Linked DNA regions of Homo sapiens: region 1 is linked to region 2. Evidence: chromatin contacts called from ENCODE Hi-C or POLR2A ChIA-PET data. All regions are on one chromosome and are shown on one strand. The core of a region is the stretch at or near the end of the contact, and the rest is flanking DNA. Distances in the headings are between cores, read along the strand shown. Region 1 holds the start of GPKOW (G-patch domain and KOW motifs). Region 2 holds the start of TIMM17B (translocase of inner mitochondrial membrane 17B).

Region 1 (4,172 bases), core at 1,603-4,102, 230 kb before region 2:
GTGCTGAAAGTACAGGTGTGAGCCACCACACCCAGCAACTCTGTATAAGCCACTCTGTATAAACTCTTTTTTTTTTTCATTTTAAATTTTTTTTCATTTTCTAAGGCAGAGTTTCACTCTGTCGCCCAAGCTGGAGTGCAATGACGTGATCTCGGCTCACTGCAACCTCCACCTCCCGGGTTCAAGCGATTCTCATGCCTCAGCCTCCTGAGTAGCTGGAACCACAGGCGCCTGCCACCATGCCCGGCCAATTTTTGTATGTTTAGTAGAGACAGAGTTTTGCCATGTTTGCCAGGTTGGTCTTGAACTCCTGGCCTCAAGTGATCCACCTGCCTCGGCTTCTCAGAGTGCTGGGATTACAGGCATGAACCACCGCACCCTGCCTGTATGAACTCTTGAGGTCCTACACAAGAGAGATCTGTCTCAATAATCTTTTTTTTTTTTAATTTTCTGACTGCTTCATTTTTCCTTCATATCAGTAATCTTTGAAGCCTTAGGACCTGGTTCTCACAATATGTTTAATGTTGCTATATGTATATGTGTGTGTGTTGCCCAGGCTGTAGTGCTGTGGCCTGATCACCGCTCAGTGCATCCTCAACCTCCTGGGCTGAAGTGATCCTCCCCCCTCAGCCCTCTGAGTAGCTGGGTCCACAGATGTGCGCCACCACACCCCATTAATTTTTAAATTTTTTTGTAGAGTCAGGGTGTCACTAGGTTGCCCAGGGTGGTCTCAAAGTCCTGAGCTCAAACAATCCTCCTGCCTAGGCCTCCCAAAGTGCTGGGATTATAGGCGTGAGCCACTAAGCTCGGCACATGTTGCTATATTTTTAAAATATGTATTTAAATGTCTGTATTCCCTACTAGACTACAAGTTTCTTTTTTTTCTTTTTCTTTTCTTTTTCTTTTTTTTTTTTTTTGAGACAGAGTCTCGCTCTGTTGCCCAGGCTGGAGTGCAGTGGGGCAATCTTGGCTCACTGCAACTTCCACCTACTAGGTTCAAGCGATTCTCCTGCCTCCACCTCCCGAGTAGCTGGGATTACAAGCATGTGCCACCACACCCGGCTAATTTTTGTATTTTTAGTGGAGATTGGGTTTTGCCATGTTGGCCAGGCTGGTCTCAAACTCTTGACCTCAGGTGGTCCGCCCGCCTAGGTCTCCCAAAGTGCTGGGATTACAGGCATGAGCCACTGTGCCCAGCCTATTTTATTGATATTTGAATCTAGTGCCTTGTTGAGTATTAAAATCTGACATCAGTAGGCACTATTCTTTTTCTTTTTTTTTTTTTTTTTTTTTTGTTTTTCTTTTGTTTTTCTTTTGTTTTTGAGACTGAGTGTCACTCTATAGCCCAGGCCGGAGTGTTGAGATCTCGGCTCACTGTAACCTCCGCCTCCCGGGTTCAAGCGATTCTCCTGCCTCAACCTCCCGAGTAGCTGGGATTACAGGCATGCGCCACCACACCCCGCTAATTTTTGTATTTTCAGTAGAGACGGGGTTTCACCATGTTGGCCAGGCTGGTCTCGAACTACTGGCCTCAAGTGATCCGCCCGCCTCGGCCTCCTAAAGTGCTGGGATTACGGGTATGAGCCTGGCCAATAGGCACTATTTCTTTCTTTCTTTCTTTTTTCTTTTTTAAGACGGAGTCTCGCTCTGTCGCCCAGGCTGGAGTGCAGTGGCAGGATCTCGGCTCACTGCAAACTCTGTCTCCCGGATTCAAGCAATCCTCCTGTCTCAGCCTCCCAAGTAGCTGGGGATACAGGCGCCACCACCACGCCCGGCTAATTTTTGTATTTTTAGTAGAGACAGGGTTTCACCATATGAGTCAGGCTGGTCTCAAAGTCCTGACCTCAGGTGATCCACCAGCCTCGGCCTCCCAAAATGCTGGGATTACAGGCATGAGCCACCACACCCCTCTAATTTTTGTATTTTCAGTAGAGACGGGGTTTTTTATGTCTATTATTTATTTTATGTCTATTATTTATTATTGTACACAACTGACGCTCCATCCCCCCCACCCCCGACCTTTTTCTTTTTTAGAGATGGGGTCTCGCTCTGTCACCCAGGCTGGAATGCAGTGGTGCGATAAGAGCTAAGTGCAGCCTCGAATTCCCAGGCCTCAGGCCATCCTCCTGCCTCAGCCTGCGGAGTAAATGGAACTACAGGTGCGCGCCACCACACCCAGCTGATTATTTCTAAATGATTTACTTCATCAACACTTCCCACATAAGTAGGGCACACATTAGGCGCTCCATAAATACTTGTCAAACGCCTACACGAAGGAAGATTAATGTCTGGCAAGAATGAATCCACCTTCCACCATGCCTACCCCGCTAAAAACTACATTTCCAGCCAGGCGTGGTGGCTCACACCTGTAATCCCAGCACTGTGGGAGGCCGAGGCAGGAGAATCACGAGGTCAGGAAATCGAGACCATCCTGGCTAACACGGTGAAACCCCGTCTCTACTAAAAATACAAAAATTAGCCAGGCGTGGTGGCGCATGCCTTTAGTCTCAGCTACTCGGGAGGCTGAGGCAGGAGAATCGCTTGAACCTGGGAGGCGGAGGTTGCAGTGAGCCGAGATCACGCCACTGCACTCCAGCCTGTGAAACAGAGCGAGACTCCATCTTAAAAAACAAAACAAAACAAACAAAAAAAAAACTACATTTCCCTGGGCGCTTGGCGCGACGCGCTCCCACCACGTTTGAAAGAGCGACAATTACTTCCCACGGCCCCTTACCGCCCCCTCCCGCCGGTGCCACAGTGGTTGATGGGAAGGTAGTTTTTACGCACTTTGGCCGGCCCCTAGCGATCTGAACCCAAACTAAATTTCCCAGCAAGCAGCGCGCCGGCCTGGGAAAAGGAGCAAGATGGCTGACTCCAAAGAGGGTGTTTTGCCGCTGACGGCTGCTTCCACTGCCCCAATTTCATTCGGCTTCACTCGCACGTCCGCACGGAGGCGGCTGGCCGACTCGGGAGACGGCGCGGGGCCATCTCCGGAGGAGAAGGATTTCTTGAAAACCGTGGAAGGGAGGGAGCTGCAGAGGTGACGCGCCGGGTCTTTCACCCCTTGGAAATCTCTGCGGTGGGCGTAAGCGGGAGGGAGGAATCTCAGTTGTTTGTCTTGGTGACAGTGACCTGTTAAGCCTGAAGCACAGCCTGAGTAAATTCGTGGAGGCCAGAAGGCGGGAGTTTATAGGAGGGGGTGAGGAAATTGGGCCTGATAGCTGTGGGAATTGCGAAGAGAGGATGTATTACTGAGAAGAAGTGTCTTTAGGACTTGAAGACACTAAGGTCTGTGCGTTCTGGGAGAAGGAAAGAATGAGAAAATGACAGGACCTGCTAGTGTCTCAACTGAAGGGCTGAGGCGTCCCCGATATGGGGAACGGGATGGAGCGGCAGATTCAGGTTGATGGAGGCCACCATCAGCTTAATGAGGAGAGGAGTGTCTGAGGGGTCTGAGGGAGGGATTTCCAGAAGAGAATCAGGCATCTAGGAAGCTGTTTGGGAACCTGGAGCTGGGGAAGGTCTGGGCTGAAGATAGTGATTTGTGGGCCATTGTAGAAGCCGGTATTGAGTTAAACAGAGAGTGCAGGACTTATTTCTCGAAGGCACTGACATTTATGAGTTGGGGGCACTGGGGAGATAATCCAGAGAATGCACGATCAGAGAGGAACAGGAGATCCAGACATGGAGTAGGGAAGACATGGTCTGTGGGGCTGGGGTGAGTTTGGCTCTTGTGTTTTCTCTGAATGAAGGAGTGTGACCCACTGACCCTGCCATTCTCCCAACCCCACCCCTCTGTGTCCACATCAGTGTGAAGCCCCAGGAGGCCCCCAAGGAACTCGTCATCCCTTTGATCCAGAATGGCCATCGCAGGCAGCCACCAGCCCGGCCCCCTGGGCCATCCACAGATACTGGGGCCTTGGCGGATGGGGTGGTGTCCCAGGCTGTGAAGGAGCTCATTGCGGGTGAGTGATACCCCTTTACCCTTCCCCATTGAAGGAAGAAGAGGAAGAAGGTGGAAGGATAGAGTGGGACTTCATTGCTCCCTCCTATTCTTCCTTTAGAATCCAAGAAGTCTCTGGAAGAGAGAGAGAATGCGGGTGTCGACCCCACGCTCGCTATCCCCATGATCCAGAAAGGATGCACCCCCAGCGGGGAAGGGGCAGACAGCG
Region 2 (3,874 bases), core at 1,175-3,674:
GCAAGCTCCGCCTTCCGGGTTCACACCATTCTCCTGCCTCAGCCTCCCGAGTAGCTGGGACTACAGGCATCTGGCACCACGCCCGGCTAAGTTTTTTGTATTTTTATTAGAGATGGGGTTTCACCCTGTTAGCCAGAATGGTCTCGATCTCCTGACCTCGTGATCCGTCCACCTCCGCCTCCCAAAGCGCTGAGATTACAGGCATGAGGCACCCTGCCCGGCCTGGGATCATTGACAATTTTATTAACCACAAGGTCTATACCTTGCACACAGTAGGCTTGTAATAGATGTCAGTTATCAATAAGGAGAAGATATATTTTCCAGTGCCTGGCACACTATAGCCCCAAATAGATGCCAGTTTTTAGTATTACTGATAATAAGGTGTGATTTGCAGCCAGAGCACAGTAGGCCTAAATGATAGATCCTCACTGCAACTACGCTTGGCACACAGGAGACAGCAGTAGAGGTTAGCAGTACTTCCTATTAGATACTATGTCATCACCCCCATAGAGTAATCCATGGGATTTAACTTGGCATACAGTAGGCCCCAAATAGGCATTAGGTGGTCAGTATTATTTTGTTGTTTTTTTTGGATTTTTTTCAGACAGGGTCTCCATGTGTCGGCCAGGCTGGAGTGCAGTGGCACAATCTCGGCTCACTGCACCCTTGACATCCTAGGCTCAAGAGATCCTCTCACCTCAGCCTCCCAAGTAGCTGGGACTACAGGCATGCACCACAACACACGATTAATTTTTGTATTTTTTGTAAAGACGGGGTTTTGCCATGTTGCTCAGGCTAATCTCTTAATCCCTAAACTCAAGCAATCTACCCGCCTCAGCCTCCTAAAGTGCTGGGAATGCCAGCTTGAGCCGCCACGCCCAGCCAGTCAGTATTGTTAAGAATGAAATATCTGCCGGGCACAGTGGCTTATGCCTGTAATCCCAACCCTTTGGAAAGCCAAGGGTGGGGGGTGGATCACCTGAGGTCAGGAGTTAGAGGCCAGCCTAGCCAACATGGTGAAACCCGTCTCTACTAAAAATGCAAAAATCAGCCGGGTGTGGTATCACGTGCCTGTAATCCCAGCTACTTGGGAGGCTGAGACAGGAAAATCGCTTGAGCCCGGGAGGCGGAGGTTGCAGTGAGACGAGATCACGCCACAGCACTCCAGCCTGGGCGACAGACCGAGACTCTGTCTCAAAAAAAAAAAAAAAAAAATTGCCAGGTGTGGTGGGGCGGGGCGTGCCTGTAGTCCCAACTACTCGGGAAGTTAAGGCAGGAGAATCGCTTGAACCTGGAAGGCGGAGGTTTTAGTGAGCCGAGATCGCGCCACTGCACTCCAGCCTGGGTGCACAATAAGACTCTGCCTCAAAAAAAAAAAAAAAAAAAAAAAAAAAAAAAAAAAAAAAGAATGAAATATCTATTCCCCCAACCCCCTCCACTTGACACGCGGTAGGGATGGATGTCAGGAATCCACATTGTTAACAACGAAAAATGCCTGCCACCCCATTGCTTGGTGCACAGTTGGCCCATGCTAGGTATCAAGCGTCAGTATCAACAACAAAAGTGCCTGTCGAGGCTGGCACGTGTTAGGACCATCTGCTTTTAGCTGTCTCACCAGGCTCCAGATGTTTGAGGATGCCTCTCTTGGCCAAGCGGGTCTGCAGCGCAACGGGCAGCGGCATAGCTGATAGCAGACAGACCTAGGGACAGACGAACAAACTGACAAGCAGCTCAGATAAAGATTCCTATCTGGATCCCGTAACCAAGCGCCTCCCGTAAACATGTACTCATCTGACTCCGATCTACTCAAATGAACCAGTAGCTGGGTGGACAGAACATACGCACTAAAAGATGTAAGAGGTAGGTGGCAATATCATCGCAACTCCCACCAACCCTACTGTCCCCGAAACCAGGTGCTCCAGGGCCCTGTTCCTCTCCCAGGCCCAGGCTCCGCCCACAGCCTAAGAAGCCCGGCCCCTCCGCACTTCAGAAATGGGCTCATCCAGCGTCCCCATGACTGCCGGGTGGGAGAAACCAAAGCGCTGGGATGGGGGAGCAGAGGGCAGCACTTCCTCCAGCTCCAAAAGAGTGCACCCACCCCAACGTTACCAATACACTCGTGCAGGTAGTGGAAGGCTGTCACACCGCCCGTCTCTCTCGTGTCGCCGCTACGATACCTGGGCCCACACGACTCTCTTCCCAAAACACCGAATGAGACCTTCTCTCAACGAGGCCTTCACTCCCCGAGCCTGAAAGTAACTGGACTACGCTCAGGAGGCAATGAACAAATGGCAGAAACTCGATTGGCCAATGAGAGTGCGTCCTTGGCGTGACATGCGGTATAGCGACCCAATCGCTGCCCGGTAATAGGCGGAAAGCTCCGACGCCGGTGTGCGTCTACGCTGGGGGCGTGGCCTGACTGCGCGGCCAGACGCCAGCGCCATGGAGGAGTACGCTCGGGAGCCCTGGTACGGCAATGGGCACAGGCATCCGGAATATTGCTGCGACGCCAAGGCCAGCCGTGGGGGTCGGGCGGGGGAGGCATCGGCCGCACAGAGCCATGTACCAGACTCGGGGGACTCTTAACGTATCTCCCGCTACCCCCACTCGGTTCCTGTCATTCGGGCTCCGTTATGAGGGGCCACAACCAGAGAAGGTGCGGCGAAGGCCGAACCACGCCATGTTTCTCCTGACTTCGTAATCTCCTAGCCCTGTTAACGAAAAAAGACACGCTGGACGATCCATCCCGGCTAGGGGTGGTACGGTGTTGACCGGAAATCCCCAGAGTTGCCGCCAGTGGTTTTTCCCAGGTCGCCTTTGTCAGTGGGGGGCGGGGCACGGATGAACCTGTTGAGGGCCGGCGGGGACGGTGGATGCTTCCCGCGGTCGCTCTTGGTTTTTCCCAGTTGTGCCGGATTGAAAAGGGGCGGGGCATGGTTGGACGGGCTCACCGTCGGAGAAGGGGTGCGACGCGGTCCTGCTTTGCTGACAGTCTGTCTTGGCTAGTTAACACGCCTATGTCGCTTATTGAAACGTCAACTCTGCGTGTGCCAATTCATTTAATCTTTGATCACAGTAAAACCGTTGGCTGATTCCTTGGTTGGTAGACAGGGCGAAGACTAATATTTCTCCCCCTTTGCCCCATTTCTCGCTTTAATGGGGGGGTGTGTGGAAAAAGCGTGACAGAACTAGCTCATTATTATCTGAAGTGTTTGTTCCTACTTAGGAACTTCCCATTCTGGTGACTTGGTTTCTCCCAGTTAGAAAAGAGTTCGTGTGACAGGACCTGGGGGAGGGCTCACATTAACCCCGTCCTTCCCTTCCTGCTTGCAGCCCATGGCGAATTGTGGATGATTGCGGTGGAGCCTTCACTATGGGTGTCATCGGTGGCGGAGTCTTCCAGGCCATCAAGGGTTTCCGCAATGCCCCTGTTGTGAGTCCAGGCCTTCCCTGGGTTGGTGTGGGGTTAGCTATCTTGCCCACAAGGGAGGCTGCTCTGAAAACTGCTTGGAGCTGCCAGTCACGTGCACTTATTCATTCTGGTGCCCACTCACCTACTATGTGCCGAGCCTGGCTCCTGTATCTGGGATTTTGTAGGGATTGCAAACATGGCCTCTGTCTTCCACCCTCCACCCCACCCAACTGGAGCTCCTCTGTGGAAATGCTGTGTCGTTCAAAGAGTCATCACCAAATTTTAAATGTATGTGCAAAGCCAGACAGTTTTTTTTTTTTTTGAGACAGTCTTGCTCTGTTGCCCAGGCTAGAGTGCAGTGGCACGCTCTTGGCTCACTGCAACCTCTGCCTCCTGGGTTCAGGCAATTCTCCTGTCTCAGCCTCCCAAGTAGCTGGGACTACAGGCATGTGCCACCAGACC

Evidence for each region. Hi-C counts contacts between places; a loop is a spot of excess contacts on that map. ChIA-PET counts read pairs that join two places held with the same protein, here RNA polymerase II (POLR2A). Pooled maps may share reads with other maps.
Region 1: a loop to region 2 is called in a map of naive thymus-derived CD4-positive, alpha-beta T cell, with 2.4 times the contacts of the local background. The contact joins the promoter of GPKOW here to the promoter of TIMM17B in region 2. A Hi-C loop is called at or near these places in 1 of 168 maps with a recorded cell type or tissue (naive thymus-derived CD4-positive, alpha-beta T cell), 2 of 37 single-sample maps with no recorded cell type and 10 of 50 pooled maps. POLR2A ChIA-PET finds 5 or more read pairs at or near these places in 2 of 52 experiments (AG04450 and Panc1).

Annotation. Positions count from the first base shown.
Region 1 is chrX:49,122,415-49,126,586 of GRCh38, reverse strand. GPKOW (G-patch domain and KOW motifs) reads left to right here and starts at 2,852. Exons shown (of 11, transcript NM_015698.6): 1 at 2,852-3,040; 2 at 3,811-3,965; 3 at 4,065-4,172. The coding sequence starts at 2,865. RefSeq lists enhancers at 1,875-2,528, 2,529-3,182.
Region 2 is chrX:48,896,318-48,900,191 of GRCh38, reverse strand. TIMM17B (translocase of inner mitochondrial membrane 17B) reads left to right here and starts at 2,424. Exons shown (of 6, transcript NM_001395498.1): 1 at 2,424-2,468; 2 at 3,334-3,433. The coding sequence starts at 2,443. It overlaps PQBP1 (polyglutamine binding protein 1), which reads right to left and starts at 2,262. Exons shown (of 7, transcript NM_001032382.2): 1 at 2,110-2,262; 2 at 1,616-1,700. The coding sequence starts at 1,682. RefSeq lists enhancers at 1,599-1,818, 1,869-2,238, 2,529-2,728, 2,759-2,908.